2 separate regions of the Homo sapiens genome follow, and region 2 is linked to region 1. Evidence: chromatin loops called from intact Hi-C (ENCODE). Cell type or tissue: mammary epithelial cell. All regions are shown on one strand. Each heading gives the region's core, and the rest is flanking DNA. Links, peaks and the distances in the headings are about the cores only.

Region 1 (15,853 bases), core at 10,191-12,690:
AAGTGGTTTATAGGAACAAGAATGCTTAATATTTAAGCATTCTTCACAATCAGTCCCAAACTTCACAATCAGTCCCAAAACTTCAGTGGAGATCTGCCTCACATAATATGGCAGCAAAAATATACAGGCATATCTGTTTTATTGTACTTCTCTTTAAGTTTTGTTGTAACCCTGAAGCAAGCTAGTCTGTCCACACCATTCTTCCAACAGCATGTGCTCATTTCATGTCTGTGTCACATTTGGTAATTCTCACAATCTTGCTAACTTTATATCTGTTGTGATCTGTGATCAGAGATCTTTGAGGTTATTTTAATTGTTTTGGGGCACCACAAACCATGCCCATGTGACGCTGAACAGCACTTTCCCTGTCTCTTTGCCTCTCCTCAGGCCCTCCTATTCCCTGAAATAAACAATAATTTGAAAATAGGTTAATTAATAACCCTACAATAGCCTCTAAGTGTTTATGCAAAAGGAAGCATCTCACTTCTCTCACCTTAAATCAAAAGTTAGAAATGATTAAGCTTAGTGAGGAGGGCATGTTGACAGCCCAGATAGCCCAAAAGCTAGGCCTCTTGTAACAGTCAGCCAAGTTGTGAATGCAAAGGAAAAGTTAGTGAAGGAAATTAAAAGTGCTATTGCAGTGAATACATGAGTGATAAAGTGAAACCACTTTATTGCCGTAATAGAGACAATTCAAGTGGTCTGGACAGAAGATCAAACCGCTACAACTTTCCTTTAAACCAAAACCTAATCCAGAACAAGTCCCTAACTTTCTTCAATTCTGTGATGGTTAAGAGAGGTGAAAAGGCTGCAGAAGAAAAGTTGTAAGCTAGCGCAGGTTGGTTCATGAGGTTCAAGGAAAGAAGATATTTCCATAACATAAAAGTGCAAGGTGAAGCAGAGAGTGCTGATGGAGAAGCTGCAGCAAGTTATCCAGAAGATCTGGCTAAGATCATTGATGAAGGTGGCTCCACTAAACAACAACAACTTTCAATGTAGATAAAACAGCCTCCTCTTGGAAGAAGACACCATCTAGGACTTTCATAGCTAGAGGAGAAAAGTCAGTGCCTGGCTTCAAAGCTTTGAAGGATAGGCTGACTCTTGTTAAGAGCTAATATAGCTGGTGACTATAAGTGGGAGCCAATTCTTATTTGCTATTCCAAAAATCCTATAGCCCTTAACAATTATGATAAATCTACTTGGCCTGGGTTGTATCAATGGAGCAACAGAGCCTGGATGGCAGCACATCTGTTTACAGCAAGGTTTACTGAATATTTTAAGCTCACTGTTGAGACCTATTGCTCAGAAAATAAGATTCTTTTCAAAATATTACTGCTCGTTGGCAAGACACTTGATCACCCAAAAGTTCTGATGGAGATGTACATGGAGATTAATGTTGTTTTCATGCCTGCTAACACAACATTCATTCTGTACCCCACAGATCAAAGGGTAGTTCTAATTCTCAAGTCTTATTCTTTAAGAAATACATTTTATAAGGCTATAGCTGCCATACATAGTGATTCCTCTGATGAATATGGGCAAAGCACATTGAAAACCTCCTGGAAAGGATTCACCATTCTAAATGCCATTGAGAACATTCGTGGCAGGGTGCAGTGGCTCATGCTTGTAATTCCACTTTGGAAGGCTGAGGTGGGCAGATTGCTTGAGCTCAGGAGTTCAAAACCAGCCTGGGCAACATGGCAAAACCCCATGTCTATTAAAAATTAGGCAGGTGTGGTTGTGCATACCTGTAATCCCAGATACTTGAGGGGCTGAGGTGGTGGGATCACTTGAGCCTGGGAGGCAAAATTTGCAGTGAGCTGAGATCACATCACTGGACTCTAGCCTGAGGGACAGAGTGAGACCCTGTCTCAAAAAAAAAAAAAAAGAGAATATTCGTGATTCATAGGTAGAAGTCAAAATATCAAATTAACAGGAGTTTGGAAGAAGTTGATTCCAACACCCCTCATGGATGATTTTGAGGGGTTCCAGACTCAGTGGAGGTAGCAGCTAGAGATGTGATGGAAATAGCAAAAGAACTAAAATTAGAAGTGAGGCCTGAAGATTTGACTGAATTGCTGTAATCTTGTGATAAAACTTGAATGAATGAGGAGTTGCTTTTTATAGATAACCAAAGAAAGTAGTTTCTTGAGACAAGATCTCCTGGTGAAGATGCTGTGAACATTGTTGAAATAACAACAAAGGACTTAGAATATTACATGAACTTAGTTGATAAAGCAATGGCAGGGTTTGAGAGGATTGATTCCAATTTTGAAAGAAGTGCTATTGTGGGTAAACTGCTATCAAACAGCATTACATGCTAGAGAAATCTTTCATGAAAAGAAGAGTCAAATGATGCAGCAAACTTCACTGTTGTCCTATTTCAAGAAATTGCCACAGCCACCCCAGCCTTTAGCAACCACCATCCTGATCAGTCAGCAGCCATCAACATGGAGGCAAGACCCTCCACCAGCAAAAAGATTACAACTCACTGAAGGAACAGATGATGGTTAGAATTTTTTAGCAATAAAGTATTTTTAAATTAAGGTACATACCTTGCTGTTTTTAGACATAATGCTTATTTCCAAAGTATGCATGTAAAGCAAAAATATGAAAAATGCAAGGAGAACTTGATACAATTAGAGAATTAAACATATGTCTCCCAGAGTTAAATACATCTAGTATACAAATCAGTAAATTCAATTTACTGTATTTCTCCCATTGATTCAAGAAACATTTACAAAATTAATCCTGTATTTGGCCAAAAAGGAAACCTTGACAAATTAAAGTTGCCAAAAATAAAATAAAGAAAAATGTGTGTTTTTAGGGTTATTTTCCTAATCACACTTCAATAAAATGAAGTGTAAATTATAAAAGTTTTAACTTTTGGAAAGTTAATCGATTAATCAAAAAAATAAAAAATAAAATGTGAAATTACCAACTACTGAGAAAGCAATGAAGTGGAACAGCAAAATCTACACTCAAAATGAACTTATTGCTTTAAATGTCTTTGTTATTAAAGGTAAAAGAGAAAAAACGAATCACCAGAAATTGGGAAACGAATGATGAAAGAAACTAAAAAGGATTGGCTTAATATGAATAGAAGCTGAAATTAATAAAGTAGAAAACCAAAACAAGCCAAAATAAAGCAGAAGGGATAAATAAATCCGAAAGCTGTTTTTATTTTTATTTTTTTGAGACCAATAAAGTAGATAAACTCTCTGTGAACCTGATTAAAGAGAGAATGCACATGGCAAGCACAAGAGGTCACTTGCAAACATATGCAAGGTTACAAACGAGAAGGAAACAAAAACATAGATACAGACATGATTCAAAGAATTATAAGAGGTTGCTGCTTGCAATTCCATGGCTACAAATTTGAAAACACAGAGGAAGTGAATGATTTCCTAACAAAATATAAATTACCTTAAATTGACAATCACTGTAGAAGATGTTGGGCTGGTGATTAAGAATCTATCATGAAAAAAGGCACAAAGACCAGATGGGTTTAATTTTTAAAGAACAGATGATTCCAATGTTATTCAAACATTTCCAGGCCATTGGAAGAAAAAGGGAAAAATCCCCTCAATTTAGAAGCCAGATTAATTTTGTTTCCAAAGCCTCACAGGCTATGCTAGACCCATCTCACTTAAAAATGCACATACAAAAAATTTAAATGTTATCAAATGTACCTATGCTTCCGTCTCAGCTTAGGTTCTCTAGATAGACTGCAAGGTAGAGATATTATGCGTGGCCAAGGTTTATTGGGGAGTGCTCTCAGGAACAACACCTGTAAGAAAGTAAGAGGTGGAGGACTAGTTTGGGGAGAGTTAAACTGTGGTACTGCTACAATAGTGGCTAGTATCTATCCTATTCCATGGAGAGCTGTGAACCAGTCATAGGCTGTTCCCTGAGAAGAAACTCAGCCGTGCCATCAGCAATCCTCAACACTTGGGACAGCTGTGGTACTAAGAGTCTCCTGCTGAAGGTGGTATCTGGGCAGCACACCGTAGCATCCATCAGACTTGAATGACAAGAGTTTCAATTTATACCTGATTACCAGTGTGGTTACCAGTGTGGTTTGCTATCAAGAAATTGAGCATTATAATAATTTTTTGTGTCAAACTTTAAAAAAAAATATTAAGACCACATAATAATTAGATGCTGAAAAGGTATCGATGCATTTGTTAATTCATCAGACACTTCTGATACCTCTATAGTTTTATATAGTGCAGTTTAAATGAATATATCATACATTCTGACATGGGCATGTGCAGTCTTCTTTTCCTTTCTCTTTCTTGGCTTTCCTTCTCCCTCTTTACTGATATCAACCCCAGAACAGTAAGCAGAATAAATAACTATAATATACTGGCCCTAAGTAGAAACAGATTTAAATTGTCCCAAATTTGTTTCAGCAAGAAGCAGTCTGCATTACCTGGTCCCCTTTTACACAGGCATGTGTTAGCGAATTTTTAATTTAATTAAACACATCTTTCTCCAGAGCCATTCTCTAGCTCTCCATTGAACACACTACCAATATTCCCTGGAGATAGTTAACTCTGACAGGATATAAATGAAAATAAATAAGTGAAAGCCAAAAAAACATCAAAGTGTGACCATATGTTTAAACAGAAAGCATGCATCTTGGTAGGAGGACGGTAAGTGTAGAAGTAAATCAACACCTGTTTGTCAGGGAATTGAAACAGATCCATTCAGAAGTTCCCAGCTAATCCACCTTTATTAATGGCAAATACTCTCCCAACAAACAACCCCCCTCCCCTGCCCATAATAAGAGATTTAAAATTAAAAATCTAATTTTAAAAGTATAAAATTTTAAATTAAAAAAGTTTAAAATTTTAAAATTAATAAAGGTATAAAGACCAGGCATGGTGGCTCACACCTGTAATCCTAGCACTTTGGGAGGCCGAGGTGGCTGGATCACCTGAGGTCAGGAGTTCAAGACCAGCCTGGTCAATGTGGTAAAACCCCATCTCTACTAAAAATACAAAAACTAGCTGGGTGTGGTGGCGGGCACCTGTAATCCCAGCTACTCAGGAGGCTGAGGCAGGAGAATTGCTTGAACCCGGGAGGCAGAGGTTGAAGTGAGCCAAGATCATGCCATTGAACTTCAGCCTGGGCAACAAGAGTGAAACTGTCTCAAAAAATAAAAATAAATAAAAAATAAAAAAATAAAGGTATAAAATCTTAAGGATGAAAAAAATAGATTCTAGGTCTCTTTCAGACATACCGTCACACGTATCTGAAATTAATATGGACCCCTCCCTTTGCAGATCCTGTCTGGTGACTTTATAGGTAGAGAATCTCAATCATTGGGAGGACTCAATCCTTCTAAGACTGAGAGGCACATCTGTTCTCAGTAATTGCTAGAACTGTGTTTCCTCATCTGTAGGATTCACCAACTCTGGGCACTCACCCACTCTAGGGGCACCTCAGAGGTGTACTCCCTGAAAGAGAGTAATGACTGAAAGAGACTTAATGGCTGAGTAGTTTAGTGTTTGGTTCCCTGAGGCACATTTGCACATGCCCCCAGCCAGGTGGGGAGCTTTGGAACCATCAGTTACAGTTAGGGAGTGGGACTGGTATCAGCTGTTTCCCATGCACCACCCAGAGCCAAAAGAATTTCTGGAGGTTGCTCTCCCCTACATTTAAGTTCTAGGTAAGACTCCAATTTAGAATTTTATTCTTTGTTTGGAGTAATGTTTATTTTCTTGTTGCAGGCAGCACTGCATGGAAATTCAAATATTAATAATAGAAGTTATCTTGATACATATTCATAAGGGGAATGGCTGTGCTTTAGTCAAGAGTAGGCTGGGACTTCCAGCACAGCATGACTTAGCACATTTGGAGCGCAGGTGTACAACCCCCACACATTACGTAACCACGTCATGTGAGGTGTATTAGGTAAGTACTCACATGAGTTCATGCTTGGCTCAGAGCCACTATTGTCTGTAAAAGGTACAACTACCTTGCTGATGCTGTACATATGGCTCACTTGTGCCCAGAGAGAGAATAAAGCCATGTCGAAACTATCTACGATTCCTTGAGTGTTTTTCCAGCTACCTGCCACTTGCCCACCCACTCCCCTCAGATCTCAGTTAGAACATGACAATTGGGCTCATGAACAGGATCCTGAGGTGAGTGACCCTTTGGTCCCCCCTGATTCCGGGTCGGCCATGAGGCTGCAGCGTGGGTTGTGGTACCTGGTAGCAGCTGTGCTGTTTGGATGGGCTTTGGTGGAAACCTGGGTGGCGATAGATGGGTCCCCTGCAAGCATGGAGAAGGCTCTGAAGCTGCTGGAAGCACAGAGCACTGAGAAGGAGTGAGCTTTTGCTGGTAGAGTTGGATGGGCATTTTGACTGTGCTATGAGAAGCACACACCCAGTCCCTGAGGGATGCAGTGCAGGTAAGCGCCCTTCAGGCAGAGGTGGGGCACCTGGAAACCCAGCTACAGAGCTTGGAAAAGGAATTAGAGGCTGCTGTGAATGTAGGCATGGGTCCATTGTCTCAGCCAGAGATCCCCACTTGGTCTGATACAGAGAAAGAAGAACTCTTGTTGTGGGCTCACCCAGTGGTCCACCAGAAGGTAGATCATGAACAGCTGTTGGGGCCCCAAGAGAAGGCTCAGGGACCCCCCCCCACCCACCGTAATGCAACATACTTCATATACTGCCTATACCCCAACTGAGTTGTGGGAATTAGGCAAGCAGTGCCGCCAGCATCCAGGGGAATGTCTACCTGCCTGGATGCTTCATTTGTGAGACAAGAGAGCAGATAGTATCTCCTGTTCTGCCTCTGAGATGGAAAAGCTGGCCTCTATCACGACTCACCCCTCCCTCTGTCAGTGGTTGCAGGTGAACAAGCAGTTGGCACAAGGGCAAAGTGATCACATCCTGATTGAGTGGCTATGGACAGCCATACAGACTGTGTGGAACAACGCTGGTGAAATACCCAAACCGTGAGTAAATACCAGTCTATGTGATTTGGTGCAAGTCATTCGGGAGACGGGTATGCGGCAGGCTATGTTTGACCTGAATACCCAGGGACCAGGAGATGAATGCTTCAGCTACCACATGGGAGAATCTTGTGTTGGGTTCTGCACCCCTGAGTGCCTTTGACTCCCTAGCTACTGTCCTCAACCTGTACATAGGGTACCACATACATGAAGTGACCACTGCTATGGTGACTCTCAGGGAAGCAGAAGGCCATCGGCAGGACCGAGGGGTCCATGCTGTAAAGAAGGGGAAGATGCCCCACCCACAGGGGGTCCCCCCATGGTAAAAAGGGGGCGCCAACGAGTGACACACTCACAGACATGTATAGATTTTATTTTGGCCGGGTTGACTGAGAGAAAATTGATAAGCAACCCAATGAAGTGCTTTTAACTTTGTGGAGACAGTTGTCTCTGGAGGAGCAATTCCAGAAAATGCCCAAGGGGGAGAAGGACATTGCTGTGTAACCTGGTCCCACCCAGGCGCTTCAGTTCAAAGATGACTTGCTGCAGCCAAGTGGAAATGTAGAGCCTTTTTTGCTTGATTAGGGAACTGGCCAAGGTGCCCAGCTTGCGGGGACACTAAATGACTGGAGGCCACATGTGGAATTAGTGATCCACCAGTCCCCCACCGATGTACAGCGGGTGCTGGTGGATACTGGCACAGATTGCAGCCTTGTTTATGGGAACCCGGATAAGTTTCTTGGCAAACCTGCTTACATTGACAGTTATGGCAGCTGGTCAGTGAAAGTGAAACCTGTATCTCTATACCTTGGCATCACCGTTTGGCTCCCTGCTTATGCGCTGTGTATGTCTCTCCTGAATACATTCTGGGGGTGAGTGTTTCACAAGGTTTGGCAGCTGTCTCATCTATCATGGATTTGATAGACTGCTCGATGATGGAATTGGAACAATACCACTATGTGGTAGACTTGGCTAATGCATTCTTTTCCAGAGAGCCAGGAATACTTTACCTTTATGGGACAGCGACAATGGATTTTCACAGTGTTGCCACAGGGCTATATGCACAGCTGCACCATATGTCATAATCTCATTGATGATATTATGTTAACCTCTGATTCTCTTGCAGATTTAGAAGCAGTAATGCCTCTCTTGCCTGGGACTGGGATGGTGTGGCTGAGACTGCCTTACTGGCAGCCAGGTGCGCTATTCAGCAGCCACAAGCCCTACAAGTAATTAACCAGGGGCACCTGTTTGAGCTGGAGGTGCATGTGGCCACAGACGGTTTTGGTTGAGGCTTGTGGCAATGCACAGAGCGCCTAAGAATGCCAGTAGGCTTTTGGTCCCAACTATGGAAAGGAGCTGAACTCCGGTATTCATTGATAGAGAAACAGCTAGCAGCTGTATATGCTGGCCTTCGGGCTCATGAGAGCATGACAGGACAGGCTGCAGTCATCATATGGACAACTTACCCAATAACAGGATGGATGCGTCTATGTGTAATGACCACCTGGAGTGGGATAGCACAGATGTCCACTTTGGCAAAATGGGGCAACTCCTTGCAGCAGTGGAGTAAGCTGAGTACAAGTCCCATAGCAGCAGAGTTGCAAGAGGTCTTGGGACGTGTAGTCCTAATGCAAGATAAGGCCATGCGGCCTGAGGCACCCCTAGATCCTGAGTCTTCACCATTTAAGGAAGGGCATCCCAGGATTCCTGAGGGGGCATGGTACACAGTAGATGAGGTGCTACTGCTGCCTGGACCACTGTTGCAGTCCAACCTAGTACTGACACCATATGGTTTGAAACTGGGTGCGGACAAAGTAGCCAATGGGCTGAACTCAGAGCAGTGTGGATGGTGATCACCAAGGAGGTGACACCTGTGGTAATCTGTACTGATAGCTGGGCAGTCTACTGAGGCTTAACCTTGTGGTTAACTACTTGGAAAATACAGAATTGGCTAGTGAGCCACAGACCCATTTGAGGCCAAGCCATATGGCAAGACCTTTGGGAAATAGGTCATCAAAAAGAGGTAACTATTTATCATGTGTCAGGCCATATGCCTTTGGCCACCCCTAGTAATGATGAGGCAGATGCCTTGGCTAAGGTCAGATGGTCAGAGTCAGCACCAACACAAGATGTGACCTTGTGGCTACACCGGAAACTGGGACATGCAGGGGGTAAACTGATGCAACAATTCAATAAGTGTTGGGGTCTGTCCCTTCCCAAGCAAGACATTTGTGAGGCTTGTCAGAAATGCCTGGCATGTGTTCAGACATATCCTAAAAAGAGGCAGCTGCCCGGTGTTATACAACAAGTAACAATAGGGTGAGTGCCCTTGACCAGGTGGGAAGTAGACTACATCGGGCCGCTGCCAAAGTCGCGAGGGTATACGCATGCACTAACGGCTGTAGACATGGCCACAGGCCTGTTGTTCACCTACCCTTGCAGGGTGGCCAACCAACAGAACACCATCCAGGCCCTGCAACACTTATGTTCCCTGTATGGTTGTCCTCTGGCCATTGAGAGTGATAGGGGAACACATTTCACTGGACAACAGGTACAATGATGGGCACAGCAAATGGACATAAAGTGGGGATTCCATGTGCCATACAGCCCACAAGCTGAGGTATTATTGAATGATATAATGGGATCTTGAAGAATGGATTACGCTTGCATGTCAAACCCCTGTCTTTGCGGAGCTGGAGTTCCAGGCTGGACCTGGTGCTCCAAACCTTAAATGAATGGCCACAGAAAGGTGGCCCGGCCCCAGTGGAGGCTTTGTTTCACTAGGCCACCACCCCCATTCAATTGGAGATACATACCAAGGATGACCTCCTCCGATCAGGTATGGGGACAAATGGTAACCTGTTGTTGCCTGCCCCAACAACCCTGAAGGCAGGGGAACAGAAAACCTGGCTGTGGCCATGGACCCTCCAAGCTCTCCACTGCTGGTGGTTGGCCATCATAGCTCCCTGTGGGGAGGGCCTACAGTATGACTTGCATGTCACTTTTTGAGTGTTCAATACATGGCTTCCAAGGTTGACTGTTTGTAGAGGAACAGCCAGGGAAGGAGCCCTCCTCTGAGGGACATATGTACTATCTGATGGGCCTATTATGAGCTACGCTGTGACTTTGGCATGGATACAGGATTCAAAGGAACCATGGAGATTTGAGAAGGTGTGGTACCATCACCCAGGGCAAAAGCCCTTGGTGGCTGCATTGTTATCCAGGGATGGAAAGTTAGCCTATATTTTGCCTGAGGGATGTGATTTACCTCTGTTAGTACCTGTGCCTGCTCTGTCATTTCAACCGTAGGTTAACATGCTCCAATTGCATTGTGGACTGACCCCACACCTATGCTGAGGTGACCAATGTTTCCAACTGTTGGACCTGCACTGCCTTTCCAGCAGCAGCTGCAGACAGCTTTCCCTGACACATACATCCCGTGTCTGCAGAGAACTGGACATGCCTGGAGACTTGAGATCCCATGGCTGATGCCTGGAACACAATGTGGCAAGCTTTGGACAAAGGACACAGCAAGACCCATGGCTGGACCGTAGCATTCGTGATGAGTGGGGCTGGCTAGTAGGGGAACATGTAGTAGCCCAAGCCCAGGCATTGCAGTGCACAGAGCAACATTGGGGTAACAGGATGGGTACCTGTCACGGCCTGTGCAAACATAACATGTGTCACCACACTGAAGGTATGGTGGAACAAGTGGCCTCACCAAGGTCGGACCCCAATGGACTTTTTGCCTCTTGGGAGCTTATGGGTCTATGAGGACACAGTAGCCTTTCCTATCAGCAAACTGGAGTGGATGTTGTATCTGGGGGTGGCCTTATGTACCTGCTACTGTTCTCCCCACATTGCCCAGATGCCTGTATAACTGGGAGGCACTGTGCTCTCAGTTTTTGCGAATGTGATGAGCCCCCTGGTGTTTCTACCCTTTGGCAATGACTATCCCTGGAGCAGGTGTCAAAACTGTAGAAGCACAATTTACTGCTCTTGCGGAGCACACCGCTCAGGCTCTGAATTACACCTGAGTGTCCCTCCTCCTGTTAATGAATGAGGTTGATCAGATCAAAAAGTGGTGTTGCAAAACCAAGTGGCCTTAGACATAACTGCTGCCCAAGGAGCCACCTGTGCCCTTTTAGGAACACAATGTTGTACCTTATCCCTGACAATCAGCAGAACATAACAGCAGCCCTGCAAAGGGGTCTTCCAGGAGATTAAGGTGACTGAGAGCCTCACTGTCAACCCCCTGCAGAGATGGTGAGCATCCCTAGGTTCTGGCGTACATTGGGCCCTAATAGTCATAAGTATCATAGCTGAGATCCTAGTAGTGAGCTGTTGCTCTCTGTATTGTTGTTGTGGGTTATGGACTCAGGGCTCCGCCATATAGGCATGTGTCCCTGCCTGGAGGACGCCCTCAGCCTAGGGGGTGTAGTGTAAGGGAAATGGCTGTGCTTTAGTCAGGAGTAGGCTGAGGCAGCCTTCTGGTGCAGCATGACTCAGTGGGTTTGGAGTGCAAGCACACAACCTTGCTCGTTATGTAACCACACCACATGAGGCACATTAGGTAACAACTCACATGAGCTCGTGTTTGGCTCAGAGCCACTATTGTCTGTAAAAGGTATACCTTGCTGATGCTGCACATATGGCTCGCTTGTGCCCAGAGAGAGAGTAAAGCCATGTTGAAACTGTCTACAATTCTTTGAGTGTTTTTTCAGCTACCAACCACTTGCCCACCGACTCCCCTCGTACCTCAGTTGGAACCTGAGTGTTGAATCAGAACAAGGGACCAATTAAATTTCAAGTTTAATGACTACAAGCTAAGTCATCCTGATATACTGTTCTCAAAACAGACATAAGATGCTCAATGTGATCTGAGTAGTTCAGGCCTGACAACTAAGATTCCTTTTCCTCTGGATGGCAACTGAATGAGCACCACTCAGATTTTCTTCTGTAATTTTCCTTTTTCAGTGCTTTCTATTCTGACTAATCCTCCTTTAATTAATCCATATATATATATCAAGCTAAATTAATGTCTGAGCTGAATGTGGTGGCTCACATTTGTAATCCCAGCACTTTGGAAGGCCAAGGCAGGAGGATTGTTTGAGGCCAGGAGTTTGAGACCAGCCTGGCCAACATGGTGAAACCCCATCTCTACTAAAAATGCAAAAATTAGCCAGGCATGGTGGCACATGCCTGTAGTCCTAACTACTCAGGATGCTGAGGCATAAGAATCACTTGAACCTAGGAGGTGGAGATTGCGGTGAGCTGAGATTGTGCCACTGTACTCCAGCCTGGGTGACAGAGCAAGACTCTGTCTCAAAAAAAATTAATTATTTAATTGATTGGTTAATGTCGTTGGGAAAACTTTAGTAAAATGCTGCTGGCCCAATCATTGTCTTAGTATCGATATTATGTGGAATAGAACAAAATAGACCTAAAACTGTGTCTGAAATATGTAATTTCTGAAACAAAGTTTTCTTTAAACAAATCTTAGGAATCAAAGAGAGAAACAGATCTTGACCCTCTGTTTTGTTGTTTGCTTATTTTTAGAAGAAAAAAGGAAAAGAAAAAACATCTTGCAAAGTAGACAAGAACCACTTTATTTCAAGTAGTTGAGGTAGTCATCTGGTTAGACACAGACGACCAGGCAGGATGAGCTCTTTGGACTCTTCTAACTCTATGTTAGATGGCTCATGTGCCCAAAGATACCTCTTCATGTAATGTTCTTCCACTGACGGCGAGAACTTTTCTCAAATGTAAATAATTCTGAAGTGCAACAGATCTCTAATTCTTTATAAGAAACAGATTTTTCAGATAGAGATAATTAATTTCATATTTTCCATCCATTTGTTGCTATTTTCCCCAAGCCTTTATTTCTTTTCATTTTAATTCTCCACAAATTCTTTGCTGGAAAACTGCAATTACATTTAACTACAGAGAGGTAGTTAGATGATGTATGCACATATTTTATGTTTTAATGATTCTTGTATCCTCTTGTGAAATCAGAGTTATATATGTCTATTCAACTGTTCTAATAACCAAGGTCAGGTCAGTTAGGTTGTAATGTTAAAACAACCAAAACCATATTATATTGAATACTTCTCATTGACAACATGATTGCCTTTTGTCTGTATTTTATTCCTTTTGACACAAAACACACACATACACAAATAATATCTAACATTCCCAATTAGAAGAATAATTTTGAGTGGCATTGAATTAAGAAAGAATAATCTAGGTGGAGATTTAGCAGTAGCAACCTGCAAACTTCCCTAATGCAATTTGGCACTAATGAGGATATATATTTACTATGTGTTCTGGCCTCCAATAGCAATACCATCCCAGGAGTGATTCCATGGCTTTACCTCCACAGCCATAATGAACTAGAGAGTGAGATAATTTTATGAGTCCTGATTACTCAAAACTCATCAGTGGTCGGGTTTTATTTCTCTGTTTAAATTGACTGCTTTTCTTTTTACTTGTGCAGATGCTTTGCCCTGTTCTTTTTATTCAACACCCATTCCTTTCACCCGCACTACAAATATAGCAGATTTCTTCTCTTTGGCAGTGGCAAAATTTTTTTATCAGAGAAACTTATGAAGAGCAGTCTGCTTGGAACTGGGAATGGCAAGGACAAAACACTCTGTTTTAGTTAGTTGTATGTTAATTGAAGGTAGGTTTATTGGGGTGATGTTGGAGGATGCTGAAGTAAGAGAGACCTCACAAGCTAGAAATCAAGATTCCTGAAAAGAAATCATATCATAATTTGAGCTGAGACTACCAGGGTAGACGATAACTAAAGCTAGGGTTATAGACAAAGGAGAAGAGCATGGAGTATGGTTGGTGGGAAGCACAGGATTCCAGTAAACACCTCTGAGTAAGGCACACCCTTTTGGCAGATATTGATGCCCATTAATACTACAACTGGGTACCAGACAAGGGAGATACCACAAATAAGGAATTCTAAGCTTCAGTACTGAGAAACGTATCTACTTGAGTTTCTTTCTAACATTATCCTAAGGATCTGCCATGAAACTGATGTGGTACAGGGTCCTCTACCCATTTCTAGTAATGACATGCAAATCTTTATATGGTTTCCAAGGTGCTTTCCAAATCATGTTGCATAACCGACAGTAAAATAGAAGCTTCCAGTGTTAGAGGGAAATGAAGAGAAGAGGTGCCCTTTCTATATCCCTTTCTCATATGGTTTCCTTCAGTATGATAGCTTCACTATTAAGATGCTGAAAATGTGCTGCTTTCCTTTCACTTTGCTTGAATATTTCTCTTGCAATGTGTTCAGAGCTGTGGCCTAGAAGATATGTCATGGGTCCAACCTGCCTTTCTTTACCTTTTAAGAGGCAATATGATATAAGAGATATATGTCCTTAGACTGAAAATCAGCAGTACTAATTACCAGTCCTACTTCTCCTATTTTTTAAATGTGTAACTTCAAACAAGGCACTTTACCACTCTAAGCTCCATTTATAAAACGGAAGAGTTAACTAATTCTCTGGTTTGCCAAGGTTTTTTTCTTTTTCTTTTTGGATTAGAATCCTTATTTGCAAGTGGAATTTTATTTTTAAAAACCCTAACATAAAAAACAGAGCAAAGTGGAATTCCTTAATTTGAAGAGGGTGGGTGGCATGTGGAGCCCTGTCCGTTTGATCCCATGCTCTCCTCTCCCCTTCCACTGTGTTAGCCTCTGAGTCTCTTCTGTGGAATCCAGGAGATGCGAACCCATTTTTAAAAGCACAACTCTAGATGAGCCTTTTGAGTCCGAAATTCTGTGATACAACAATAAGGTACCTCACTCTTCTCTGCTTGGATGCAGAGCATCTGGCTCAATTTCAGTTAGTGTGTGTAATGTCAGAGAAAGGGAAAGTCAGGAAGCACAAACTTTGCAAAAAAGAAAAACACAGCCAGCAGAAAATAGACTTCAAATTTATATAGGGATATTTGTTAAATTGGTTTGAATTCCACTGTTACATCTGCTGGCATCACTTCCTGGGTTTGGATCTATAAACCTAGCTTTGTGGAATTGAGGCTCTCTCTCAATGTGAATACAAGGACAACCTCTCCCTACAGACTCAGACTTGCTCCAGTTCCCTAGCCCTCCTCAATGGAGGAGGAACTCATATTGATAAACTTGCCTCGCCCCTACCTGCCATTTCATCTTGCACCCTCGAGAACTGTCATCCAGAATCCAGTGACATTACCAATGCCCATGTATCTCCACAGGTCTTCTCTATGGCCAGCCAAATAAAGGGCCTAAAGCAATAGGAGGTGGGCAGGTCACTTGAGGTCAGGAGTTTGAAACCAGCCTGGCCAACATGGCAAAACCCCATCTCTACTAAAAATACAAAAAAATTAGCTGGGCGTGGTGGAGGCGCCTATAACTTCAGCTACTTGGGAGGCTGAGGCAGGAGAATTGCTTGAACCTGAGAGGTAGAGGTTGCAGTTAGCCAAGATTGCACAACTGAATGCCAGCCTGGGCGACAGAGCAGGACTCTGTCTCAAAAAAAAAAAAAAAAAAAAAAGCAGTGATGCAAAGAAATCTTGAGCACTAATTATATGCCAGGTATTATGCTAAGAGCTTTATTACTATGCATATTGTATGAACAATCCGGTATGGTGGTTTTATTATCCCCCTTCTCACTAATGAAGAAACTGAGACTTGGAGGTTTTTTTTTTAGAAACAAAGACAATATCTAGTACACCAACAATGAGACCCAAGCACCTTCACTGTCGTCTTTGCAGCCCCTGCATTGTTACTTAGGATTGGGACACCAACCTGCTCAGCTGAGACCCAGAAATCCCAACAGACCCTTGCAACTCTGGTTGACTGCTCGAGTGCAGCTGACAATTGAT
Region 2 (15,853 bases), core at 8,755-11,254, 150 kb before region 1:
GGCACTTCTGGAGGTGCACCTTAACACTTAACACTTATCAGGGGGAGCACTCAGAGGGAGAAAATAGTATCACTTCCCTTTGTCATTATTGTGTAATTTTTGGCAACATAAAAGTCTCCCTTTTGCTTCAAGTAATTTCTTTTACCTTGAATTTTATTTTGGTGTTGACATCAAGACCCCCTACTTCTCTTTGGTTTGCATGTCTCATGTTTTTGTTCATCCCTTGATTTATTTTATGCCTTCTATATGGTTTTGTCTTTGATATGTTCTTATAAAGAGCATATATTTGGATTTCTTTAAAAGCCAGCATAAGTGTTTTTTGCTTGTTACACTTAGAGTTGTCACTGCTGGGTTTTGTTTAACATTAACCAGCTAATACTTGAAGTTCTTGATTTTTTTTTTCCTCTGTTAGGTTTTGTTTTTTTCTGTCTATTGATTTGAATGTTATTAATCATAGTACTTTTATATTACCTCATCATTAAACACTTGTTCACTCAGTTATTTATTTCCTAAATTTTTCTCTCTGTGTCAAGAATAACCCAAATCTGTTGACCCTCTCAGTGGAAGATATAAAAATTATCCTATTTTCTTCATTCCCCCTTTCCCATTTGCTGGTTTTTGTTCAAATGTTATAGGAATGTAAATTCATATTGTTATTATTATTACTTTACATTCCCTTTCAAGACTTTTACTTGATATGCATACTAAATTTAATAACTGTATTAACAGTTACTTAGACTTTAACTCTGTTGGTTTTACTGCTTACTGGTTTTTTTTCTGTATCTGTCTTCACTTAGTAAATTCCAATCTTTTGTTTTTGATGTTTCAAATGTTTTCTTAGTTATATTGACACTGTACTTTTTCCCTCATAATTAAATAAATTAGTATTTCCCAAATAATGACTGTCATTCTGAAATAAATTTAGGAAACACTTGGGCAAACAAAATTAAGCATACTTCTTTATTGCAAGCTTCTCAGAGTCCGTGTTATGCAACTATGGGTTATAAATCTTAGGGACATGCACTTTTCCCAAATTTGATACCATGCCAATTCTCTTGGTATTAAGTGTTACAGATAACTTTAATTCGGATTTTTTCTCCTTAGTAGATTCTTTGTTTACCTAGATTTTATTTCTTTATTACTGACATGAAAATATCAACAGAACTTGTTTAGTGTAGGTCTCTTTTGTTTTTCCTAGTACTCTGTGCATCAGACAGCATAGTACCTAAGGCAGAAACCTCTAGATACTTTAAACAGAAAGGATTTAATACAAGGAGTGAGGTGCTTATGAAATTGGAAGAACTGGAGGAGCAGGCTCTACATTGGGCTTCTGGGTGTGATTCATAGAACACTGGCTGACCACCTACAGGGGAATCACTTTTCTACTACAATCAGGAGGCCACCTGACTTCAAGAATGCATCATCCAGCTACAACTCAGACAATAAAAGACCAGAATTAGAAAGCCAACATCACCACAGTCGCTGGACACCGGAGTCCAGAGTTTGGCTCCTGCTGCCCCTGAAGCAGCTGCAAACTGTATTTGCCGGTCCCCACAGTCTTGGTTGCCAGCAGAAAAATGCCCCAAATGGGAGGAAGATAGTTTCCAGGACCCTACATTCCAGCAATGTCGTTTTTAGCTTTCCAATTTTTGATGCTCATAAAAGTATGTTTTCCTGATTAATACAACCTTAAGCTACTGGGATTAAATAGACTAATGGAGGCCAAATGACACTTCTTAACTTCTGGGTTTCCTATCTCTGAGAATTCAGTATGTTCAATCCTTTAGTCATGAATCATCACCTTTTCCCTTTCCAGGAATTTTCCACAAGGATGGTGACAACAGGTCACAGTAGGCAGAAGAAACTAGGGCTGAAGTTTCTCTAACACCATTGATTGCCCCTGTAATGAGTAAGACTCTAGAAATATTTTTCAGGATTTAGTTTCTTTCTCTTTATCAGAAGACCGAGTAAGCTATTGTTGCCATGAATACTCTGGACCAATGCTCATTTAGGTACACAGCCCCATTGACTATTATTTCCTTGTCCTATCTCACAAGACCTTCAAAACTTTCCCAGGGCTCCTGCTTTTCTGGACACCAAAATGCTGCTTAAATCTAGTAAAATAAAACTAAAATTTATGAGAATAACTGCTCCATTGTTCACAGGAAACATCCTGAATGACTCCATAGTTTAATAACTGCAGTCACCTTGACAGAGGGTTTTCATACAGATGACTTTCCTTTATCAATGTAGTACCCTTCAAGACCTGTCTCCCAGCAACACCCTCCCCCATCCTGACACGTAGCAGAACCCTGTTATCCTGGCCAGTTTTCATAAACACCCAAAAGATTCTGTGGGTATGTACTCTGAACATCCCATGGGAGACACTAAAAGATGTACATTTACTCCTTTTCGTCAACCTAAAAATCACAACAAAATTCTGTCCTTTCCAGCCTAAAATTTTTACGAAGACAGTGACCATTTTAAGATATCTCCCGAAAGACCTTAGAGAGGAGAGTCTAAGGGGAAGTACTTCTGCTCTCCTCCCTTGAGTGTTTGTTATTTTATTGGATTGCCTCATTGACACATGACCCAAAGTAAAGTGTGTAAGTGACGAAAAGCGAAGAGCATTGGCTTAAAGGGTGGAAACAGGGTTGTTCGCTAGCAGTGTCCTCAGGTCCAGTTATTTAACTCCTCTGTTAGTTTTGCTAGCAGCCAATTGGGGATTTTAATAACTTGCCCTGCCTAACCACGTGGAATTCTGTCCGTGCCATTTTTGTCTGTGTCCAAGTACTGATGACCATATAGTACAGTATAATAAAAATAGCTAACAGGACAAGTGGAGCTGGGTTGTGGCAGTGATAAGCCTCAGTTTTTGTGGGCATCAGCAGGAACACAACAGCCCCTTCCTCAGACTCAGGGCTGTGGCTGATGACCAGGGTACTGAAGGCAGCTTCTCCAACACTCACTTGTACCTAGGCTGTGTCTGTTGCCCAGGCTAGAAACGTTCTTGCTTATTCATCCAGAAGCACCTATGAGCAGCAAACTTCATCTAGAGCCACTGTTCTTGAGCAGGGCCTTGGTTCCAGAAGGGAATTCTGAAAATGCTGAGAGAATGCTGCACATATCTCTTCCATTACACACTGGAGACAGGGCAGTCAGACCTAAGGAATCCTATGGTTCCTGCCCAGCCAGCCACTGTGCCATGCTATGGTGGTGATAAACTCCCTACAAGCACGTCTTTGGCTCCTCCTTTAAATTAGCCTCTTAGCTAAAAATAATAAATTATAGGAGGAGGGGTTTTGTGTTACCTCCTGCCCTGGAGATTTAAAGGAATCTTTGCTCTCTGGGATTTCTCTTTTAAGAGCCATTGGAAGGAAAACCTAAACGAACATTTAAAGTCCCTTTGAACTGTAGCCTGTGAAGTTCCAAATACACCCTAGGAGGCCTGTGAGTCGATGTGATGTGGTGATAACAGTCAGCTGCTTCCAGCAGCTCCTGCTGTCCTTCTGCTCTGATGACACAACTTGTAGCTTTGGTCTCATTTTGAGGAACCTGCTAAAGATGGCTCTATTTGCTTTAATTCTCAGATTACTTCAGACTAATGTGTCACATCTAATTAAGATGGTGCAGTGCTGTCCCCTTGCTCTACTTACCACAGCTTCTCTGCTGAAATGTGCCATTTAACCTGGATTGTCCCAAAAGCTGGGGAACAGCTTGCTGACTGTGGTTGATGCCACGGTATCATCTTAGCAGATTTTTTTATTTCCATTAACATTTAACCTAGTATATCTTCAAGTGTTTTAATATTCCAATCAATAAGTAGAAAAATAGATATTGGAAAATTAATTTTCCCACATAATATGACTCATGCTCCACAAGATTTTTTTTGTCTTGCTCTGCTATTATAGTAGCTGCTCTGCCAACCCCATGAGTTATTGTGAGGCTCAGGTGAAGTGATATATGTATAGTAATATGTCAGGGTAAGTTGTCCAATATTTCAGGGTAAGTTTTCTACAGGTGTACATGCTAAGTGCTGACCTACTCTGTGATCTTTGTTATCTGATAAAGCTGGACCTGAACTCTGGAGGAAAAGTTTTAAAAATGTAAACAGTGCTCTATACGTGTAGTTTTGGTAACAATAAATGAAGTGTTTTCATTCCCAACCATCTCATTATGACAGTAACTCTGCTGCAGCCATTAATATCTGGAGTTAATAATCTTCTGTACTCACTGACTTTTTAATGTCTGTAAGGCAGATAGTAATCGCCAAGACTTGCTCTGCTCCTAATTGGCAATAGCAATATATGGTTTTGCCCAATATTTCTTGTGACATTATCAAGCTATTTGTGAATGGATCTGTGTGTGTTTGAAAAATGGACAGAAGCAAAACCATAAACCACAAAATTAGATGGACAAATAAAAATCCATAAATGTTTCATATCACTTTTTCTTTTCATGCTCATAGGTTTCAGCCAGGCTACACTGCCTGCCCTCTTCTAATTCAGCTAATTTGTCTATCTTTCCCGTTACACAGGTTTTCAGCGATTGCCCTGGGCAAAAGCTGACTTTCTCAGCATTTAATTCTGCAGATATTTTCTTCAGTGTAGCACGTTTTCCCAAGATACCTACTTGGATCTGTTCTGGGGTTCCAATCTCTCCAAATCCTAGGATGTCTAATCCTCTACTTGGAAATTATCCCCTTTTCCCTTTCTAGGAACTTTCCATAAGGATGGTAACAACAGTTCACAAGGGGCAAAAGCAACTAGGACCGAAGTGGCTCTGCCAGCCAGTCCAGCATTGGTGTAGACAGCTACTTGCGATACTTATGACGAGGGCTGGCCTGCATTCTTTTTGTAATTTTTAATCTGTATTATTATAAGTTACAATTAAGTAGCATTTTCGTGGAATAAGTGCTGAATTAAACCTAGATATTGAATGTACCTCACATAGATTTCCTTTAGAGGGCACTATTGATTCTCTGAAACCATGGAAACCTTTCTTCATGTTTTCTTGGTAAAATTGGCCAATTTTGAAATCTTATTGGGTTTCAAATCTACTCCATATAGTACAAAGTACTATACTCGTTACCAATTCCATACTTTGAAGATTGTCCATGTACAGAATAAGAAGTTACACCAGAATGTTGTTTGTTATGACAAGTCATCAACACAATACATATAATTCTATATTTGAAAACCTCAACTGGTTTATTTGCTTTTGAAATAAACCAGTTCAAATGGGAATTTCCTTTTGTAACTTGATGCAAAATTTAAATTAAACAATTCAGTCTTTTTTGTTTAGAAAGACAAATTACTTCTTTGGAAACTAATGTTTCATTCTAGAAATGGGTAATTATTTACATATATTTAGAAGAAACCATATTTATGGTATTTTCATTCAGACATTCATTAACATCTGAAGATACTCTACTAAAATTTTGTGGTCACATTTGTTGTGTTTTTTAGACTCTGCCAGTTTGTTGAATTTTGATAAATGCTGAAGGAGAATGCTTTTTTTTCTTCATTATTTAAAGTTAAGAGAATAGAACTTTGTAAATTGTCTCACTGGCAGCCTTTATCTAATTTCAAAATAATGGGAACCTAAAATACTCCAAAGCTCAGAAACATAATTTTGTGACATAAATACATTCATACCACCATCTACCAATGTTTACTTAGCTTTCATATAATAAGGTACTGTTCCAACATGTATGCCAATATCCTAGGTTAGTGGAAAGCAGTTATCTCATGTTTTATAAACAAACAGATTAACAGAAAGGTCATGCACATTCCAAAGAGAAGAAAATAGGTTTCCATAGTTTAATGAATTACATACAAATTCCTTGAACCAGCCTTTTAAACTCTTCACAGAATGGCCCCAGTTTACCTTCCTAACCTCGGCTTCCTCTACCAATAACCTAAGCTCCCAGCAAATGGCACCACCCACTATTATTCGGACATTTGTGCTTTTCGGTATTCCTCTCTTGACTCATCCAGTCTTTTGCCGAGAGTGCTTTTGCCTCCCCAAATGCAAATTGTAAAGGTCCCATCCATTCTTCAAGCAGCATTTTAACTGAGTCCTCTCCAGAAGCTCCCCATCTTGTGAATTTCCATGGCTGGTTGAGTATAATTTCTGAGTTTATCAATTTTGTTTTGTATTTAAGTGGGTTGGATGCTTGTTTCCTCCCTCTTTCTAGATTGCAAATTTTTTAGAAATCATTTTGGGATCGGTATCAATTCTAGCGCCCAGCATATGGTAAGGGCTCAATACATATTTTTTCAAATGAACTGGGTTAAACCAAGACATTTTTGCCATTTGTCAAATGAGGCACATTGAAAGCAGAACTTGGATAGTGTGGGATCTGAGGAATAAGGATAAATACCAGAGACATTAAAAGTGAAGGGAAAGGCCTTGGAGACTTATTAAATGTGGAAAGCAAACACTCTTACGCTCTCTCTCTTATTTTATTTTAAATCACTGCACTTATATAACACAATTTGTAGCCTAGAATGAGGCTCTATGTGGGAAAGAACTTTAATTCACCACCATATCCTCAGCACATAGTCATTGGTGCAAGACAGATTTTAGGTGCCCAGTGATATTTGATGAGTGAATGAATTAATTGATTAAAATGCAAAGCTGTCCAGCAAGAAGGACAGAATTATTACAAACAGATTAGAAACCAAAGGAGAAGGGATAACTTTGGAGAGTATGGTGACTTCAGTTTTTTTAGAGATGCATAGATGAGCATCCAAGTAGAGAACACAGAGGAAGTAACTGAAAATTGGCATTGGAATTTCATTCAAGAGTCAGACTCAAATATGTAGTTTTGGGACTTACAAATTAGCTATAATTGCTGAAGCCATAATATTGGATGGGATTATGAAGAGGAAAATGTAGGGAGGTCTGTCCAAGCTATATCATTGGGGAGTGCTTCTGTGTAGGTACAGGGCTGAAAGCCCAATAATGAGGCCTGCTTGTAAAAGTCAGGGAAAAAGCAAGCATATTTTATGTCCTTTTCTTGACTAACCACTCTACTATATATGATATTATTGAATTTCTTTTTTTCCTTGGTTTTGCCATTTTGTACTGGTCCTTATTTTCCATACTAAATGTTATAGATTTTTTATTTCCTAAAACATATCAGTATTTGATAGACTTAGATATGGACTAAAACAAGTAAAATATGGCATATGAAGGATTAATATAAAGACCAGAAGCTGAAAAACAGATTGTTGTAGCTGTATGGGTCCTGCTTTGGATTCAAATAATTAATAGAATAAACTCAGATTGGATCAGATGGTTCTTAATAGTTGCTTATGCAGAAACTTCCTGAAAGAGTTTTAGTTAACTTTAAGTTGATATGAATGACAGCTTTTGCTACGCAGAGATCAAAGGAACAAAGAGGTTTACTGGCTTCTATCTGGCCAAAGAACACTTGGAATGCAGGGTCTACTGTGGATGACTCATTTTAGAGGGATGCAAACAACTCCCGGGCCTCCAGGTAAGTATGGTGGGGCCATGGGAGGAGTCAGGAAACCATAAAGAAAGACTGAATAAACTGTCGCCCTGAAGAAAAAAAGATTTAGGAAGAACTGGGAGTTGTCTTTAAATAGTTGAAGCAGTCATGTATAAAGAATTGAATTTATTCCCCACTGCTCCAGAGGGCAGACATAGGATCAGCTAGTGGAAATTACAGGGAGGCAGACACAAGTTAAGAAAAAACTCCCAAATATTTGGATCAATCGGTATATGGAATGAGTTATCTGGTGAGTTAATGAGCAACTGAATTAAGTGATCTCAAAGTTTCTTTGTCTCTAAGAATTAATGATTTATGATCTTCCAAACCATGCCTAATTTATGTAAAGAGAACCACTATTAACCTAGTATGAACATCCTTTCAGTGTTTTCTGTGCATATTGACATATATTATTTATTCATAGAATACATACTTTTTCTTAATCAAATAAGGAGTATTCTGTGCATACTACATTATAATCTTATTTTTTCACTTAACATATAGTAAACATTTTTCTATATCATTAAATATTTTACATCCTGACTTTTATGGGCCACATTGTATGGATGCTCCATCATTATGCAACCAGCCTCCTATTTTGGGGCACTTACATTATCTTTAATTTTTTAAGGATTACAAATAACCTATTTAATAAACCTTCATAATTTCTCTTCAGCAAAAATAGACTCATCTATAAGAACAGGTTTCATGAATACATCAAACAAACCAAAACTCAAACCAAATAAGTGAACTAACTCACTCTTGACATTTTAAAAGCATTTAATTTTCCTAATAATTTCCTTAGCCTGAAAACATTTTGAGGCAGGAATTTTGGCTTTTAAAAGTTCTATGCAGCAGGAAACATATTATTCATTATATGTGTTGGGTTTTTTTTTTTTTTTTTGCAGTTACAAAATTGTCCCCTTCATGTTAAGATTACCTCAAGGTGCAAGTATAAAACATAAAACATCTAATTAAATATATAAAGCAGAACACTTGTCTGGCAGCATGATCAATGTTAATGACAATATGAATGTATAATAATGATTTTTGAAAATGTAGGAGAAAACCCTGGGTTAGTTTTTAGTATATAGGATATGAACTATTTTAAATTACAGTTCAGCATAATAAGTAAGAGTACCACACATGACCATACTAGACACAAATTGCATTATTTTAAAATAATGCCATTTATGTTCCCTATTTATTTCATTCCACAATTCTGAGATAAGTGCACTGAAAGCAAAACGCTTAATTTAAGAGGGTTTTTGGACCAAAGATCAAAAAGTAGGTGTGGGTAAGTAGGAACACATTTGAAATGGTTTCCCTTTGCGAATAATTATCATTTTTGTCAATTCAAGTCCTTTTATTTTTGTGCCTTATGATTTAGTTTGACAAGTGTGTGTGGGAAGTAATTTATTTGCAAATAAAGCCCTTTAGCATTTATAATGTAGGCATAAGCCCAAAGCTGGACCCAGTCTGATGTTTCCAAAGAATAAAAAAAAAAAATTAAGGCAGGCTACTCTTATAGAAATCTCTAAAGATAATTAAGGAAGATCAAAGACTCAAGGTGGTGAAATCTCCTCGTTTTCTGAGAAGGCTTTCCCTGGCTGAGCATTCACTGAAGGAAACAGGGTGGCAAAGAAAGGAATCTCAAATAAAACAAAAAGACACCTGAGAGAGCTTTAAAAGGACCTATTCTAAGGCTGTGAGGCAGCCTTACCTGAATCACATAGTCAATTTATTTAGGGTAATTTAATATTTTTAAGAACTCTCATTGTTTGAGACTATATGACCCAGCATAAATCTTCAGCATGCTCTATCCCTAGTGGAAAGGGGCAATCCCTATGCTGCCATGGGATTCAGACTTTTAGTACTTGGTTTCTGACGTGACTTGTATTTGTTTGTGTATTTTTTCAACTTGAGGAGGAAACTGTCTTGCAAATAACATTCTCCAGGGTCCTGGCACCAGGAAATTTTCCCAGCATACTCTGCGGCGTTTGTCAAACTTAGAATGAAGAGACGCCACTGACCCTGTTCTCAGTACATAGAACCCAGTCACTATGACAGTGACTGGACAGCAGCAGAGGAGAGGGTCTTCTGGGCATAGACTGTTTGGGCATAGATATATACCTTAAAAATTTTGGAAAAGGACAGAAATGAGAAGAAGAAGAAAAGAAAAAGGGGACAAAATGAAGAACAAAATATGTTACCTCAGGGTATAGTAATAAATTGCCCATACCCAAAGAGAAGCCTGGCTTTTTCCTTGGGCCCTGGGAGGTACTCTCTAACCCCTTAGAATGTCATATCTTTGTCTACCTGAGGGACTTGGGCCACGCCAGCAGTCTAATAATGTGCTTTTGGTGGGGCTGGAGACTGAGGTCGAACACATGGGTGATCAACCAGGTCTGTGTGACTGAGTCCCAATAAAAACTCTGGGCACCAAGCCGTGGGTGAGCTTCCCTGGTTGGCAGTACTTTGTGCATATTGCCTCACAATGTTACTGGGAAAGCTAATGCTGTCCACAATATGCTGGAAGAGAACAATCAGTTCTTTGTTGGGGACTTTTCTGGACACTGCCCTATGTATCACTTCCCTTGACTGATTTGATTCTGTAACCTTTCACTGTGATAAATCAAAACCATGAATATAACAGCTTTCAGTGAGTTCTGTGAGTCCTTCTAGTGAACTATGGAAACTGAGAGTGGTCTCCAGAAACCCTGGAATTGCATTTGGTGTCAGAAGTAAGGGTGGTTTTGTGTACTGCTTCCTGACTTTGCACTCAGGATAGCAACCCAGTTCTCTCCACAGTGGAGAGACCCACCTGTGAGCTTTGCCACCTTCTTCTCCTCCACATCTCTTTGGCACCCACCCATCACTCTACAACCGAGCACACCCACTATTCTATAAGATTGTGCCACCAGAAGATTCCTCCTTAACCTCCCACAATCCCCCTCTAGGAGAAATTGTCTGCTGTAGTCTGGCTACTCTCCTTATTACTTCTCTCATACATGAATATATTGCCATTACTCAGGCTGTTCCCTTGATTTAAGTGTCCCCTCCTCCCTCATCCCATCTAAATCCCACCTGTGTATACACTTAAGAAAGGGGATGTTTTCAACTTCTTTGCCTTTGGTTTGAATTTCCTCCCGTAGCTCGGAGTAGTTTGATCGTCTGAAGCCTTCCTCTCTCAACTCGTCAAAGTCATTCTCCATCCAGCTTTGTTCCATTGCTGGTGAGGAGCTGCATTCCTTTGGAGGAGGAGAGGCACTCTGCTTTTTAGAATTTCCAGTTTTTCTGCTCTGTTTTTTCCCCATCTTTGTGGTTTTATCTACTTTTGGTTTTTGATGATGGTGAGGTACAGATGGGTTTTTGGTGTGGATGTCCTTTCTGTGTGTTAGTTTTCCTTCTAACAGACAGGACCCTCAGCTGCAGGTCTGTTGGAGTTTGCTAGAGGTCCACTCCAGACCCTGTTTGCCTGAGTACCAGCAGTGGTGGCTGCAGAACAGCGGATTTTCTTGAACCGCGAATGCTGCTGTCTGATCGTTCCTCTGGAAGTTTTGTCTGAGAGGAGTACCCGGCCGTGTGAGGTGTCAGTCTGCCCCTACTGGGGGGTGCCTCCCAGTTAGGCTGCTCGGGGGTCAGGGGTCAGGGACCCACTTGAGGAGGCAGTCTGCCTGTTCTCAGATCTCCAGCTGCGTGCTGGGAGAACCACTGCTCTCTTCAAAGCTCAGATGGAACTGAGCAACCTGTTCCTGAATGACTACTGGGTGCATAACGAAATGAAGGCAGAAATAAAGATGTTCTTTGAAATCAACGAGAGCAAAGACACAACATACCAGAATCTCTGGGACACTTTCAAAGCAGTGTGTAGAGGGAAATTTATAGCACTAAATGCCCACAAGAGTAAGCAGGAAAGATCCAAAATTGACACTCTAACATCACAATTAAAAGAACTAGAAAAGCAAGAGCAAACACATTCAAAAGCTAGCGGAAGGCAAGAAATAACTAAAATCAGAGCAGAACTGAAGGAAATAGAGACACAAAAAACCCTTCAAAAAATTAATGAATCCAGGAGCTGGTTTTTTGAAAGGATCAACAAAATTGATAGACCGCTAGCAAGACTAATAAAGAAGAAAAAAGAGAAGAATCAAATAGACGCAATAAAAAATGATAACGGGGATATCACCACCGATTCCACAGAAATACAAACTACCATCAGAGAATACTACAAACACCTCTATGCAAATAAACTAGAAAATCTAGAAGAAATGAATAAATTCCTCAACACATACACACTCCCAAGACTAAACCAGGAAGAAGTTGAATCTCTGAATAGACCAATAACAGGCTCTGAAACTGTGGCAATAATCAATAGCTTACCAACCAAAAAGAGTCCAGGACCAGATGGATTCACAGCTGAATTCTAACAGAGGTACAAGGAGGAACTGGTACCATTCCTTCTGAAACTATTCCAACCAATAGAAAAAGAGGGAATCCTCCCTAACTCATTTTATGAGGCCAGCAACATCCTGATACCAAAGCCTGGCAGAGACACAACCAAAAAAGAGAATCTTAGACCAATATCCTTGATGAACATTGATGCAAAAATCCTCAATAAAATACTGGCAAACCGAATCCAGCAGCACATCAAAAAGCTTATCCACCATGATCAAGTGGGCTTCATCCCTGGGATGCAAGGCTGGTTCAATATACGCAAATCAATAAATGTAATCCAGCATATAAACAGAACCAAAGACAAAAACCACATGATTATCTCAATAGATGCAGAAAAGGCCTTTGACAAAATTCAACAACCTTCATGCTAAAAACTCTCAATAAATTAGGTATTGATGGGACATATCTCAAAATAATGAGAGCTATCTATGACAAACCCACAGCCAATATCATACTGAATGGACAAAAACTGGAAGCATTCCCTTTGAAAACTGGCACAAGACAGGGATGACCTCTCTCACCACTCCCATTCAACATAGAGTTGGAAGTTCTGGCCAGGGCAATTAGGCAGGAGAAGGAAAGAAAGGGTATTCATTTAGGAAAAGAGGAAGTCAAATTGTCCCTGTTTGCAGATGACATGATTATATATCTAGAAAACCCCATTGTCTCAGCCCAAAATCTCCTTAAGCTGATAAGCAACTTCAGCAAAGTCTCAGGATACAAAATCAATGTACAAAAATCACAAGCATTCTTATACACCAATAACAGACAAACAGAGAGCCAAATCATGAGTGAACTCCCATTCACAATTGCTTCAAAGAGAATAAAATACCTAGGAATCCAACTTACAAGGGACGTGAAGGACCTCTTCAATAACTACAAACCACTGCTCAATGAAATAAAAGAGGATACAAACAAATGGAAGAACATTCCATGCTCATGAGTAGGAAGAATCAATATCGTGAAAATGGCCATACTGCCCAAGGTAATTTATAGATTCAATGCCATCCTCATCAAGCTACCAATGACTTTGTTCACAGAATGCTTTAAAGTTCATATGGAACCCAAAAAGATCCCACATTGCCAAGTCAATCGTAAGCCAAAAGAACAAAGCTGGAGGCATCACGCTACCTGACTTCAAACTATACTACAAGGCTACAGTAACCAAAACAGCATGGTACTGGTACCAAAACAGAGATACAGATCAATGGAACAGAACAGAGCCATCAGAAATAACACCACATATCTACAACTATCTGATCTTTGACAAACCTGAGAAAAACAAGCAATGGGGAAAGGATTCCCTATTTAATAAATGGTGCTGGGAAAACTGGCTAGCCATATGTAGAAAGCTGAAACTGGATCCCTTCCTTACACAAGGAATTATACAAAAATTAATTCAAGATGGATTAAAGATTTAAACGTTAGACCTAAAACCATAAAAACCCTAGAAAAAAACCTAGGCATTACCATTCAGGACATAGGCATGGGCAAGGGCTTCAGGTCTAAAACACCAAAAGCAATGGCAACAAAAGCCAAAATTGACAAATGGGATCTAATTAAACTAAAGAACTTCTGCACAGCAAAAGAAACTACCATCAGAGTGAACAGGCAACCTACAAAATGGGAGAAAATTTTCACAACCTACTCATCTGACAAAGGGCTAATATCCAGAATCTACAATGAACTCAAACAAATTTGCAAGAAAAAAACAAACAACCCCATCAAAAAGTGGGTGAAGGACATGAACAGACACTTCTCAAAAGAAGACATTTATGCAGTCAAAAAACACATGAAAAAATGCTCACCATCACTGGCCATCAGAGAAATGCAAATCAAAACCACAATGAGATACCATCTCACACCAGTTAGAATGGCAATCATTAAAAAGTCAGGAAACAACAGGTGCTGGAGAGGATGTGGAGAAATAGGAACACTTTTACACTGTTGGTGGGACTGTAAACTAGTTCAACCATTGTGGAAGTCAGTGTGGCGATTCCTCAGGGATCTAGAACTAGAAATACCATTTGACCCAGCCATCCCATTACTGGGTATATACCCAAAGGACTATAAATCATGCTGCTATAAAGACACATGCACACGTATGTTTATTGCGGCACTATTAACAGTAGCAAAGACTTGGAACCAACCCAAATGTCCAACAATGATAGACTGGCTTAAGAAAATGTGGCACATATACACTGTGGAATACTATGCAGCCATAAAAAATGATGAGTTCATGTCCTTTGTAGGGACATGGATGAAATTGGAAATCATCATTCTCAGTAAACTATCACAAGAACAAAAAACCAAACACCGCATATTCTCGCTCATAGGTGGGAATTGAACGATGAGAACACATGGACGCAGGAAGGGGAACATCACACTCTGGGGACTGTTGTGGGGTGGGGGTAGGGGGGAGGGATAGCTTTAGGAGATATACCTAATGCTAAATGACGAGTTAATGGGTGCAGCACACCAGCATGGCACATGTATACATATGTAACAAACCTGCACATTGTGCACATGTACCCTAAAACTTAAAATATAACAATAATAATAATAATAAAAAGAAAGGGGAAAACGGCAATATCTTGGAAATTTTATTTGAAATAAATCCGAAGTCAATTATAGGTCAATCCAAAAATATGGTTGGATCCAAGGAGAGGCGTGATAGTCTACAGTGGGAGGTAATATCATAGAAACAACACTGGGTATCACCAGCCAAAAAGTCTTCTGTCTTTTTCAGAATAAATCTGAAGTGTTATCTTATTCTACTAAAGGTCTCATTACCCAAATGATGAGTTTTATGATTAGTCCTCTGTGCTCACAACCAGTGTTATCCTCACACGTAGACAAGTGGATGACAGTAGATGAATGTTTGGAACTTCGCCTGTTGTATGTTAATATTTCAGGATTTGAGGTCTCTTTATTACAAAAGTACAAATTGATTGAAACATAATTTGTTCTACTGTTTTCTGAATGTATTCTTTGCTTTTTTCCCCTTTTCATTAAGTACTCATTAAGTAATACAATGAAAATACAGATTTATACAGTTGAAACTCAATAATGCCGAAACATAGAAATATGCAAACTACGTAGAACCATCACAGTTTTGGGGTTGCTGATGGGACCATCATGATACTTCCTTGGCCACTTGCCATAATATGCACAGCTCTGTCCCTAGGGCTCAAGTGGGTCCAGTAACATCAGAGATGGGTCATTTTCAGTCCAGAGGATATACTGTCACTCCCAGCTGCACACTGCTGTAAACCATCCTGTAATGGTTTTGTATTATAATTTGGATATATAATGTATATTAAAATTATAGTTATAATGGTAGTTACAAAATGGATAATAACTTCAAGGGTATTTTTCTGTAAACAATTCCATGTCTGGCTCGCTTTCAGTGTTTCAGTTCCTTAATAAATGATCTGTACTTATTTGTTCACTAGCAAAGGATCTTTATGATATTTTTGAAAGTCTTTTTTCACCTCTGTGGTGAAATGAAAGTTCTTAAAATGTCATGTTCTGGCTTTAATAGGATGTTTACAGATTTTCTTGCTGCCCTTGCATCTCAGTATAGACAAGGCAGAGAGACACCTAAAAGAAGGTTACTCGGCCTTGGATATACTGGAAGTTCTGATTGGCAGCTATCCCCTTGTAGTTAGGCAAGACCCAGTTCCTCAGCCTGGAGAAGAAGCTGTAACACAGCACACAGCTCTTTCACCTCCTTGCACTTCAGAGCTGCTCCTGAGTTCATATGTCCTTAGGCAACTGTCAGGTTTATCAGATAATACATGAACAGCTGTCAGGTTTTTGCTTAGCTCACCATAGCCTCAAACACAGTTCAATCCTACTCTTTCTCCAGGG

Evidence for each region. Hi-C counts contacts between places; a loop is a spot of excess contacts. Peaks named below come from ENCODE experiments on the same cell type or tissue, not always from the same donor. Only the 100,000 strongest peaks of a DNase experiment are listed, where the experiment ranks them.
Region 2: it touches region 1 in a loop (3-fold over the local background); 5 of 110 quality-filtered maps call a loop at or near these places.

What each region holds. Positions count from the first base shown.
Region 1 is chr6:79,303,491-79,319,343 of GRCh38, reverse strand. LCAL1 (lung cancer associated lncRNA 1) reads left to right here and starts at 5,960. Exons shown (of 3, transcript NR_130915.1): 1 at 5,960-6,155; 2 at 6,864-6,976; 3 at 8,100-11,675. RefSeq lists an enhancer at 5,425-6,624. In mammary epithelial cell, for the core only: no CTCF peak of the experiment used is centred there; a DNase peak (open chromatin) is centred at 11,523; H3K27ac peaks cover 515 bases.
Region 2 is chr6:79,455,540-79,471,392 of GRCh38, reverse strand. The region is part of intron 5 of LOC100506851 (a long non-coding RNA gene); the gene reads right to left. Among named protein-coding and RNA genes, the nearest start is that of LCA5, 74 kb to the left of the region's middle. RefSeq lists an enhancer at 7,327-7,621. In mammary epithelial cell, for the core only: no CTCF peak of the experiment used is centred there; a DNase peak (open chromatin) is centred at 10,042; H3K27ac peaks cover 311 bases.